Regions from separate parts of the Homo sapiens genome. Here region 2 is linked to region 1. Evidence: chromatin contacts called from ENCODE Hi-C or POLR2A ChIA-PET data. All regions are on one chromosome and are shown on one strand. The core of a region is the stretch at or near the end of the contact, and the rest is flanking DNA. Distances in the headings are between cores, read along the strand shown. Region 1 overlaps CDC42EP4 (CDC42 effector protein 4). Region 2 overlaps SDK2 (sidekick cell adhesion molecule 2).

The links. A loop is a pair of places that touch in the nucleus more often than their neighbours do. ChIA-PET counts read pairs that join two places held with the same protein, here RNA polymerase II (POLR2A). Pooled maps may share reads with other maps.
Region 2: a pooled map shows a loop between it and region 1 (2.9-fold over the local background). The contact joins two enhancer-like sites. A Hi-C loop is called at or near these places in 7 of 168 maps with a recorded cell type or tissue (Calu3, HCT116, MCF 10A and 4 more) and 14 of 50 pooled maps. POLR2A ChIA-PET finds 5 or more read pairs at or near these places in 10 of 52 experiments (AG04450, GM12878, H1 and 6 more).

The regions. Positions count from the first base shown.
Region 1 is chr17:73,281,893-73,287,490 of GRCh38, reverse strand. CDC42EP4 (CDC42 effector protein 4) reads left to right here. Exons shown (of 2, transcript NM_012121.5): 2 at 879-3,867. The coding sequence starts at 991. The coding sequence ends at 2,061. Among named protein-coding and RNA genes, the nearest start is that of CPSF4L, 23 kb to the right of the region's middle. RefSeq lists enhancers at 522-1,076, 1,077-1,632, 2,188-2,744, 5,597-5,598. Within about 2 kb of position 3,581, at least 10 of the 41 ENCODE cell types and tissues checked have a DNase peak (open chromatin) inside an H3K27ac peak, as active enhancers do.
Region 2 is chr17:73,338,074-73,343,216 of GRCh38, reverse strand. SDK2 (sidekick cell adhesion molecule 2) reads left to right here. Exons shown (of 45, transcript NM_001144952.2): 45 at 4,277-5,143. The coding sequence ends at 4,630. Among named protein-coding and RNA genes, the nearest start is that of CDC42EP4, 29 kb to the right of the region's middle. Within about 2 kb of position 2,961, at least 14 of the 41 ENCODE cell types and tissues checked have a DNase peak (open chromatin) inside an H3K27ac peak, as active enhancers do.

The DNA.
Region 1 (5,598 bases), core at 2,332-4,831:
TTTTTGGATTTCTGGTGAATCACCTAGGAATCAGTCTGCAGATCCTGGGGGGACGAAGTCATTTAGGGTCCAGTCCCTGCCTCCCACTCCCCTAATGATGAAAGAAACTGGAAGTTGCCCAATCTTGATCTCCCCGAGACACCAGAAGGTGGACCCTCAGCAAAGAGCCTGGGGCTCCACAGTGGAGACGTCACAGGCGGGATCCTCATTTATGGGATACCAAGCGAAGGCTGAAAGGCTGGGGAGCTGGTTCTGTGGGTCCCAGCAGCCCCACCCCAGTTCTGATTCAGAAAGAGGACTGTGCCGCCCACGCAGGGGGAGGAGCTGGTCAGCCTCTGTCTCCCTGAGCCCGTCCTGTCCTTTCCCTTCTCTCTCTGAGGACCAGGACTCAGGGTGGGGTGTCCACTAACTCCACAGGGATCGAGGTTAGACAGCAGGAAGAACTTACAGCACATCTCCAGGCTGACTGTTCATAGGAGCCAACTCATAGACTCCATCTCTTCCCTGGCTTGCTGCCTGGAATTGCTGGATTTACCTTCGCGTCCTTAAATGTGGTCATGTTTACTCTGGCAGCATCCTGGCTTGCAGGGGCAGGGGAGGCATTGTCTTCTGCAAGAAAGGTTCTGTCTCTCTCAAGTTTCAGGGAAAGTGTGTCCGAGGCTACTGGAACTCTAACCAGATTTGCAAAATCACTCCTCTACTCTGAATGCCTGCGGATGAAGAAACAGGCAGGGTTATACCATGGATTGCTGGCTTATTTCACAGCATTTAACTTTGGTAGGAGCGCTGGGGTTTAAATGACAGTCCCCTGGCAAAGAGGCTTTTGTGCCGTGTGGCCAGCCCGCGTTAATCCTTTGCCTCTCATTCTCTGCTTGCAGCCTTATGATCTCCTCATTGCGTCCCCCTCTGCCCACTGGACTTGGACTTCAGATCTGACCCCAGACCTGCCGGCTACCTCGGGAGGGCCCACCTCCCCGCCCATCCAGCAAGATGCCAATCCTCAAGCAACTGGTGTCCAGCTCGGTGCACTCCAAGCGCCGTTCCCGAGCGGACCTCACGGCCGAGATGATCAGCGCCCCGCTGGGCGACTTCCGCCACACCATGCACGTTGGCCGGGCCGGAGACGCCTTTGGGGACACCTCCTTCCTCAATAGCAAGGCTGGCGAGCCCGACGGCGAGTCCTTGGACGAACAGCCCTCTTCTTCATCTTCCAAACGCAGTCTCCTGTCCAGGAAGTTCCGGGGCAGCAAGCGGTCACAGTCGGTGACCAGGGGGGAGCGGGAGCAGCGTGACATGCTGGGCTCCCTGCGGGACTCGGCCCTGTTTGTCAAGAATGCCATGTCCCTGCCCCAGCTCAATGAGAAGGAGGCCGCGGAGAAGGGCACCAGTAAGCTGCCCAAGAGCCTGTCATCCAGCCCCGTGAAGAAGGCCAATGACGGGGAGGGCGGCGATGAGGAGGCGGGCACGGAGGAGGCAGTGCCCCGTCGGAATGGGGCCGCGGGTCCACATTCCCCTGACCCCCTCCTCGATGAGCAGGCCTTTGGGGATCTGACAGATCTGCCTGTCGTGCCCAAGGCCACGTACGGGCTGAAGCATGCGGAGTCCATCATGTCCTTCCACATCGACCTGGGGCCCTCCATGCTGGGTGACGTCCTCAGCATCATGGACAAGGAGGAGTGGGACCCCGAGGAGGGGGAGGGTGGTTACCATGGCGATGAGGGCGCCGCTGGCACCATCACCCAGGCTCCCCCGTACGCCGTGGCGGCCCCTCCCCTGGCAAGGCAGGAAGGCAAGGCTGGCCCAGACTTGCCCTCCCTCCCCTCCCATGCTCTGGAGGATGAGGGGTGGGCAGCAGCGGCCCCCAGCCCCGGCTCAGCCCGCAGCATGGGCAGCCACACCACACGGGACAGCAGCTCCCTCTCCAGCTGCACCTCAGGCATCCTGGAGGAGCGCAGCCCTGCCTTCCGGGGGCCGGACAGGGCCCGGGCTGCTGTCTCAAGACAGCCAGACAAGGAGTTCTCCTTCATGGATGAGGAGGAGGAGGATGAAATCCGTGTGTGAGGCGGACAGTGGGTGGCCACCGGGAGCTCTTGGCTGCATCTTCTCCCTGCCCCCACCCCACTATGACCTTTGACCCTACGGCGCAGGGGCAGCCAGGACCCTTGATTCAGACCATGGACCCTGGACCTTGTAGATGAGGGACACTGGCCTGGCCCTCGGGTCTTCGGAGGACGTAGGGGGCTGGCATGGGTGCCGACTGGCTGCCTGACTTCATCATGCTCCCTGCACTTAGGCTGCGTGGGACAAGGGCTGTGTTGTCACAGCAGGAATAGGTTTTCCTCTGTTGGCCTCCCTTTCCTCCACCCTGGCCTCAAATGGATGCCAGATGCCAACCCCAGTTCTGGCCACGTACAGCCAGCGGGTCAGCCCAGAGGCAGCCTCAGCTCCAGGGCTAAGGACTCTCGGCTCCCATTTTCTCTGCTGGCGTTTCTGCTGTGCCCAGCAGTGGCTGCTGGGGAAGCAGCTGCAGCAGGAGGGAGACGGTCTTGCCTCTCAGCCCCTCCCTGCCCCACCCCAGCTCCTGCCCTGGAAATCTGGAGCCCCTTGGAGCTGAGCTGGACGGGGGGCCAGCTGCGAGCATGTGCACTAAACGCAGCCCTTTCCAGGGGAAGAGAACAGGATGGAGAATGGAAGGAAAGCCCCCCAGGCTTCGTGAATTGCAAGAAGGGACCCTTCCAGGATGACACTAGGAACAGGGCTAGGGCACTCGCTCAGTCCCTAGGGGCTTGTTTGTTCTTTATTATTGTGTTTAAATCCTTATAGAGCAATATCAGGATGGTGTTAATAGGTCTGCCTCAGAATGAGAATCAATCCTTTTAGAAAACCTTTATACTAAGCCTCCTCTTCAAAATTCACAGTGGCGATTAGCGGACTGGAGTCTGGTGGCGATTAGCGGACTGGAGTCTGGGGACATCCGTGGCAAAGACACCAGCTCAACTTTAGTGCTTCCCAACTTTATTTAGAATGACATGGGGTGGGTGTCTGGTGTGTGTGTTTTCCCTACGCACCTCCCATAGCTATTAACAACTGAGGAAGGCCAGTGCAGAATATTTTTGGAGAACGATTTTTTTTTTAAATAATATATCATTCCTATGGGGGGAAAGCCTTTTTTTTCTTTTTGGCTGAGTTATTCCCTCCCTCCCCTCAATACCCTCAGTACTGACTACTTCCCTTTCTTTTCTCAGGCCTCCCCCCACCGACTTTTGAGGCCAGGGTTGGCCAGATTTAGCAAAACCAAAACAGAGTGCTGAGTTAAACGCAAATTTCAGGTAAACAAAAGATAATTTTCTAGCATTAATATGCCCCACGCAATATTTGGAACACTTATGTGAAAAATGATTTGTTTTTCTGAAATTCACGTTTCTCTCTGAGTCCTGTAACTGTCCCCGAGGGGATTGAGCAGAAGCTCGGGTATGAGCCCTGAGGTTGACTGCCGGTTATTTTTCTGTCCTGGGAACAGCCTGACCCACCTCCCTGTCTCCATGTAGCCAGTGAGGGGAGGGGGAGACACAGAACCAACCACAGCCAGGGGCGTCCCCATGGCGACTGTGGCCCGGCCCCTCCTCTCTTGCCTGACTCTCCTCTCTTGCCTGACTCTAGACACTAACTTAGTTCCAGGTTCGGTGCCCTGTTGGTGCTCCTGTTTCCAATAGCTTAGGTCCCATGGTGGGGGAGGAACCTCAGGGGCTATGCAGCCCCCGCCAGCTGCCCTCGAATCCCGTCCAGGCCAATTCCAGATTCTAAACTGATTTTTTTCATGATATTGTCAAAACAGTGAGGAAACATTAAAAAAAAAGCCCTAAAGCACGCCTGGTGTCTGTCTCTGCTTTTTGGGAGGGCTATTTCAGGATGGGGGTGGGGTCTGGACCCAGGTCCTAGAGCTGTCCAGGGGGGCCTGAGGTGGCTTCTGTCTCTCTGTCCGTGAGGACCCGCCCTTCCTGCGATGCTGTCTGCCTGGGCAGGCCCCTTCAGAGTCTGGGGACTCAGGTGTCCCTAACTGCCATCTCTTGGAAGCCCTTGGCACTTGGTCGCTTAGCTGTTCTGTGCCTCCCTCTCCTGCTCTGTAAAATGGGTATCCTGCCACTCTTAGAGGGTTGAGGCACAGAAACAGTGACATGGGCTTTTTGTGGGGGAGGGGGTTGGTTTTTTGTTTTTTTTTGTTTTTTTTTTTTGTTGTTGTTGTTTTGTTTTTTTTGAGATGGAGTCTCACTCTGTCGCCCAGGTTGGAGTGCAGGGGTGTGATCTCAGCTCACTGCAACCTCCGCTTCCTAGGTGCAAGCGATTCTCCTGCCTCAGCCTCCCAACTAGCTAGGATTACAGGCGTGCGCCACTACACCCAGCTAATTTTTGTATTTTTAGTAGATACTGGGTTTCACCATGTTGGCCAGGTTGGTCTCCAACTCCTGACCTCAAGTGATCCGCCCACCTTGGCTTCCCAAAATGCTGGGATTACAGGTGTGAGCCACCGTGCCGGTCGACATGGGCTTTTTATACAGTTGTGATTAGGATGAGAGTGACTGTGTTCTCCCCAGCCCCCTGGTGTCCTGGTGCACGGAACTGTCACCACCAGAAAGTGGCTGGCCCTGAAGGCAGTTTCTGCATGATGCTGGGAGCGGGGCTACCACCTCCTCTTTCCCCTTTTACCGTTAAGCCTGGAAAATCAGCTTACAAGTGGCAGGTCCTCAGTTCAACCTCACTTCTCAGGGAGATAGAAGCTCCACATCCCCATTTTCCAGATGGAGAAAGATGATCAGATAAGCCTCGAGGCCGCCTTCTCTAATGCCCAGAATTCATTCAAAACTCCTGCCCTTCTCACCCCACCACTCCTGGGCACATCAAAACCTCGGGATATAAAGTCAGGGGGTGAGGGTCTAGTGGCCCCTGAACCCACTGCCCTGCCCCTGCCCTACCACCTCCTTCCCTTGAATCATGTTCCCCTCTTTCTGGACAGCTTCAGAAGGGAGCCCTGGTCTGCGTAGGGCTGGCTCACTGCTTGTTGAAGCCCCCGCTTGCTCTCAGGAAATCTGGGGAAATCTTGGGGATCTCAATGTGGCTGAGTTCCTGGTGGAAACCCTGCACTCTCCCCTGAGCACCCACAGAGAAATGTGAGTTCCCCACTCATCTCCCTGGAAAGCAATTAGAGGCATAATTAAAATGTCACTCAGGTCCCTCCCTCTGTCCCTAGACAGGCTCATTCGTGTGGGAGTTATGAGCGGGGACTTCTGGCTGCCCCAAGGGAAGAAGAGAGAGGGAGGAGAGCTGGGGCCCATTGGGAGACGGGTCCCTAGGGGCTACAGTCTAGCTCAGGGATGACTGGGGAGAGGAAGGTACTGTTCAGGCGAGGACCAGGCAGATGAGAAGGGGCTGTGCCTCCCAGACACAGTGCAACCTCCCAAGAGAGAGAAATGACTGTACCTACACCGACTAACCAGGGACTCCCTAGGGGCCCAGAGAAACCAGCCGCCCCGAGCCCCAGAATCTGTTTCTTGACCATTGATGGAAAAGCTCTGAGCATTCAAGAAGACCCGGGGACCTGGC
Region 2 (5,143 bases), core at 1,712-4,211, 56 kb before region 1:
CTGCCCATAGAGTGCCTGGGATCAGTAGGCATTCTGCAGATAGTAGCTGGTAGGACGGGGATGGTCTAGATGAGTGGGCTTTGGGATCTGGGCCCCTAGGAGGGCTAGAGAATCCCACTCCCCACCTTGCTTCCAGTCCGGACATGCCTCTGTCTTGGAGTCGGGGGTTAGTGGGTGGGGTATCAGCTAACCTTCTACTCCCATTCCACCTGCCTGAGCACTGAGTCAGCCTCCCCGGCTTCCTGGCCCCTTCTAATCCCTCCCAGGGGAGCTTTGAGGCTTCTCACTCCATCTCTTCCCTTTCCCACCCAGGCCCACCCTCACTGTCCCCATTGATAATACCTTTTACAGCATTCTCTCCTGGGTTAGCTCATTTCACCCTGTGAACTATGGAACTCTACCCATTTTACAGACAAGGACACTGAGGCTGAGAGAGCCTGAGTGATGGCTTCCTCTGCTGGTAAGAGCCAGAACTTCCCCGTGCCACAAGCTCCTCCCCCCAGAGACTCGTTTCACTGTGGGATGGTCCCACAGTCACCCAGGGGTTCCTTCCTCTGCAAAGCTGGGGCCTGGGGCTAGCCAAAATTCTAGAACCCCTGGAGCTGATGCTAACAACTGTTCAAGTCAGTTAGTGGGTGGAAAGACCGAACCTGTAGGGAAAACTGGGGGACATCCCTGTCTGGTCCCCCGCATTCACAGACCCTCACTGTTCCTGGGCGGGATGGACCCCCAGCCTCCTGCCTCACAGATCCCCGCTGCTCCAGGCCAGCCTCACTCGGCCCAGCATCAGGTGCCCCCGCTCGGCATATGGAGTCTCCCTGGCCTGCCTGTGCCCCCTCTTTGTTCTCCTGGGCGGGCAGCTGGGCAGTAGGCACAGAAAGGGGCTTGTATTGTGCTGCATTGCGTCATGGGGCAGACCGAGCCCAGGGACTTTCCATTGTCTTGGGCAGCCGGCTGTGCCTGCCAAGAGGATTGAGGTCCTGGCGGGGGAGTGTCTGCTGCAGGGGTGGTAAGGAGAGTGGCTGGGGTTGTAGAGGGGTGAGGAGAGGGAGGGGAGGGGCCAGAGAACATAAATTAGCAGATGGACTAGGGAGTATTTAATTCCTGCTGGGAGTCGGGGTGGGGGGTTTGGGGGGAGCTCTCGTTCCCATCCTGTGGTCTCCAGGCAGGAGTGCAGGAGTGTAGGAGTTAAGAGGTGTGTGGGCTTTAGAAAATCAGGCAGATTGGAGTTCAAGCCCGGCCGGATCACTTCCCCAGCAAAACCCTCACCCTTCCTGTACTTTATGTGCCCGTCAGTACCCAGGCAGCGTCGGTGCTCAGGTAGCAATAGGAGCTGCCGCACAGAGGTGTGAAAACTAAATACAGTTATGCATGTCAGCGTTTCAGACTGTCTGGCAGAGGGCCTGCTCCATTAGCGGGGATCATTATAGTTCTATTCATTGTAGCTACATCCCTCGAGATGTATCCCCATGTTATGAAGGACTCCGAGTTCCTGAGAACAAGCCGTGCATCTCATTTCCCAAAGCCCAGACCCTCTGGACAAAGGTCCCCACTCCATTTTCTTTACCTGTAAAGCAGGACACAGCTCCCCATCCCAAACTTGTCTGGATTGGGCTAACTGGCTTTTATGTTCTACTTGGATTGCTGTGATTCGCTAACTGCCCCCAGGCAGGGGCATTAGCTGGGCAGGACTGAGGAGGCCTGGGTGGGGTCCTCTGAGCTGCAGTGCACTGATCGTGTGCTGTGCGCTAAAATCGGAGCACTTCTCTTCCAGAGAGTTCTGAGGGGGGGCCCATCTGTTGTCTTATTAGCTCTCAAAACATTGCTGGGAGCTCAGGGTAGGGGAAGGGGTGCACCATGTTTTTAGCTCCACAATTCAGATTTTACTTTCCAACCGAGATTGATTCTTGTTTGGGGCTGATGTCCCCAATAGATAGATGAAGCCTGTGCCTAGGACATCAAAGTGTCAAAAAAAAAAAAAAAAAAGTCAGGAATAATTTAATATTTTTATCTTTAAAAGTAAAAAAGAACTTCAGGCTGGGTGTGGTGTAATTATGCCTGTAATCCCAACACTGGGAGGCCGAGGCAGGAGCATAGTTTAGGCCCAGGAGTTTGAGACCAGCCTAGGCAACAAAGAGAGACCCCTGTCTCTTAAAAAAAAAAAAAAAAAACAGACCAGCCGCGGTGGCTCACGCCTGTAATCCCAGCACTTTGGGACGCCGAGGTGGGCAGATCACCTGAGGTTGGGAGTTCGAGGCCAGCTTGACCAACATGGCGAAACCCCATCTCTACTAAAAATACAAAAATTAGCCAGATGTGGTGGCACATGCCTGTAATCCCAGCTACTCAGGAGGCTGAGGCAGGAGAATCACTTGAACCCGGGAGGCAGAGGTTGAGGTGAGCCAAGATCGTGCCACTGCACTCAAGCCTGGACGACAAGAGCAAAACTCCATCTCAAAAAAAAAAAAAAAAAAAAAAAAAACTTTAAGGTTTTCATTACATGAAAATTCTGAACTTTGGTTTAGATTTTTCTCATGCTTAGTTTGTAACCAAGTGTTGTTTTTATGTTGGATCACACGTGGACAGGCACAGGCATTTTTCACTGTCCAGAGCCTCTAAAGGTCTTAATTAGGCTCTGGCTTTGTCCCCAGTCACAAAGTAAAGCAGAAGCTGGACCAAGATGGTAACTTAGTAGGTTGTGGTTGAACCTCAAAAACATGACACTGTGTCAGAGAAGCCAGACACAAAAGACCACATATTATATGATCCCATTTATAGGAAAGTCCCAAATAAGTTAATCCCTGGAGACAGAAAACAGATTAGTGGTTGCCAGGGGCATGGATATAGGGAGTGACCGGTAGGGGCAGAGATAGGGAGTGACTGCTTCCTGGGTACAAGGTTTTACTTTGGGGTGATGGAAATGATTCAGGGCTGGATAGAAGTGGTGGTTGCACAACACTGCGACGGTCCTAATGCACTGAGTCATAGACTTTAGAATGGTTCACTTTCGGTTATGTGAACCTCACTTCAATTGAAAACAAAGGTAGACTGGGCACGGTGGCCCACGCCTGAATCCCAGCACTTTGAGAGGCCAAGGCGGGTGGATCACCTGAGGTCAGGAGTTCAAGACCAACCTGGCCAACATGGTGAAACCCCATCTCTACTAAAAATACAAAAAATTAGCCAGGCATGGTGGCAGGTGCCTGTAATTTCAACTACTCCAGAAGCTGAGGCAGGAGAATCACTTGAACCGGGTAGGTGGAGGTTGCAGTGAGCCCAGATTGCACCATTGCATCCAGCCTGGGCAACAAGAGTGAAACTGCGTATCAAAAAAAAAAGAAAGAAAGAAAAGAAAACAAAGGTAAGGTAAAGTAGCTCACGCCTGTAATCCCAGCACTTTAGGAGACCAAGGCAGGAGGATCACTTAAGTCCAGGAGTTCTAGACCAGCCTGGGCAACATAAGGAGAGCTCATCACAAGAGAAAAATTTTTTTAAGTTAGTGGGGCGTGGTGGCATGCACCCATAGTCCTGGCTACTCAGAAGGCTGACATGGGAGGATAGCTTGAGCTTAGGAGGTTGAGGCTACAGAGAGGATCACACCACTGTGCTCCAGCCTGGGCAACACAGTGATTCCCTGTGCCCCTTCCACTCCCCGCCCCCCAAAAAAAAGAATAAAAAGGAAAGAAAATAAAATTTGCCAGGGATAGTGGCTGACACCTGTAATCCCAGTACTTTGGGAGGGTGAAGCGGGTGGATCACTTGAGGTCAGGAGTTCAAGACCAGCCTAGCTAACATGGTGAAACCCCTAAACATACCAAAAAAATTAGCCAGGCGTGGTGGCACATGTCTGTCATCCCAGCTACTCAGGAGGCTGAGGCAGGAGAATTGCTTGAACCAGGGAGTCAGAGGTTGGAGTGAGCCAAGATCATGCCAATGTACTCCAGCCTGGCAACAGCGAGATTCTGTCTCAAAAAAAAAAAACAAAAACAAAAACAAAAAAAAACTCAGGTCTTCTGATTCTATCAGGTATCTCCCAGCTCTGGGCCAACCCCATAGTAGATCCTTCCGGTTCCGGATCTGCTGTGAAGGAAGCAGCAGGCGGGCACAAACGGGCACCAGACCCCCTTGGCAGTGAGGGGGCTGGGAGGCCCACAGTCCAAGTCTTGAAAGAGGCAGAGCAGAGTTTTGAACCAGAATGCCCTGTGCCTTCCGGCCCCAACCACAATGGCCTGTCCCTACGGGGCCACTGACACACCCTGATTCTCTGTCCTCCCAGGGAAGTGACAGCGAGTACGAGGTCGACTCAAACCACCAGAAGGCCCACTCCTTTGTCAACCACTACATCAGTGACCCCACATACTACAACTCGTGGCGGCGACAGCAGAAGGGCATCTCGAGGGCACAGGCCTACAGCTACACGGAGAGCGACTCGGGTGAGCCAGACCACACCACCGTCACCAACAGCACCAGCACCCAGCAGGGCAGCCTCTTTCGGCCCAAGGCCAGTCGGACTCCAACGCCCCAGAACCCCCCTAACCCCCCAAGTCAGCAGAGCACCCTCTACCGTCCCCCCAGCAGCCTGGCCCCAGGCTCCCGGGCTCCCATAGCAGGATTTTCATCATTTGTTTGACATCAGAAGAGGAAAAAGCAGAAAGAGAAATGGCACCAAACTCCTCCTTCACCCCTCCTCTCACTGCCTGCCAGAAAACAAAAACACCAAGAAACCAAGTCAACTTTTCACCTCCTGAGTTTATTTTTCCAGAGATTCCAGGGCCAGCAAAGCCGGCGTTCAGAAGGAGGGAGAAAACCGTGAGAGGATGTGTGTGGCCAGCAGCTCTTCAGCTTTGAGATGGTGGGGTTCACTGCTCCCTTGGGAATTACACGGAGCTGGGGAAGTGGCTGTGTCACTGCTATGGACACGGAGTGGGGCGGGCATCTGGAGAGAGAGAGGGAGCGGAGGCTAAGGACTGGAGGCCGCCAGGCAGGCGTGGCCGAGGGAAGAAAAAGCTTCTGGATGTCCAGCCAGCTGCCCCCTTCCAGCCCCTCCAGGACCCCTGGACCCACTGCCGCTGCTCTCTGCAAAAAGAATGGGCATCCCGGAGGCCACGCCTATCTTCTCTCTCTGCTCCTCCTTCCCTCCATG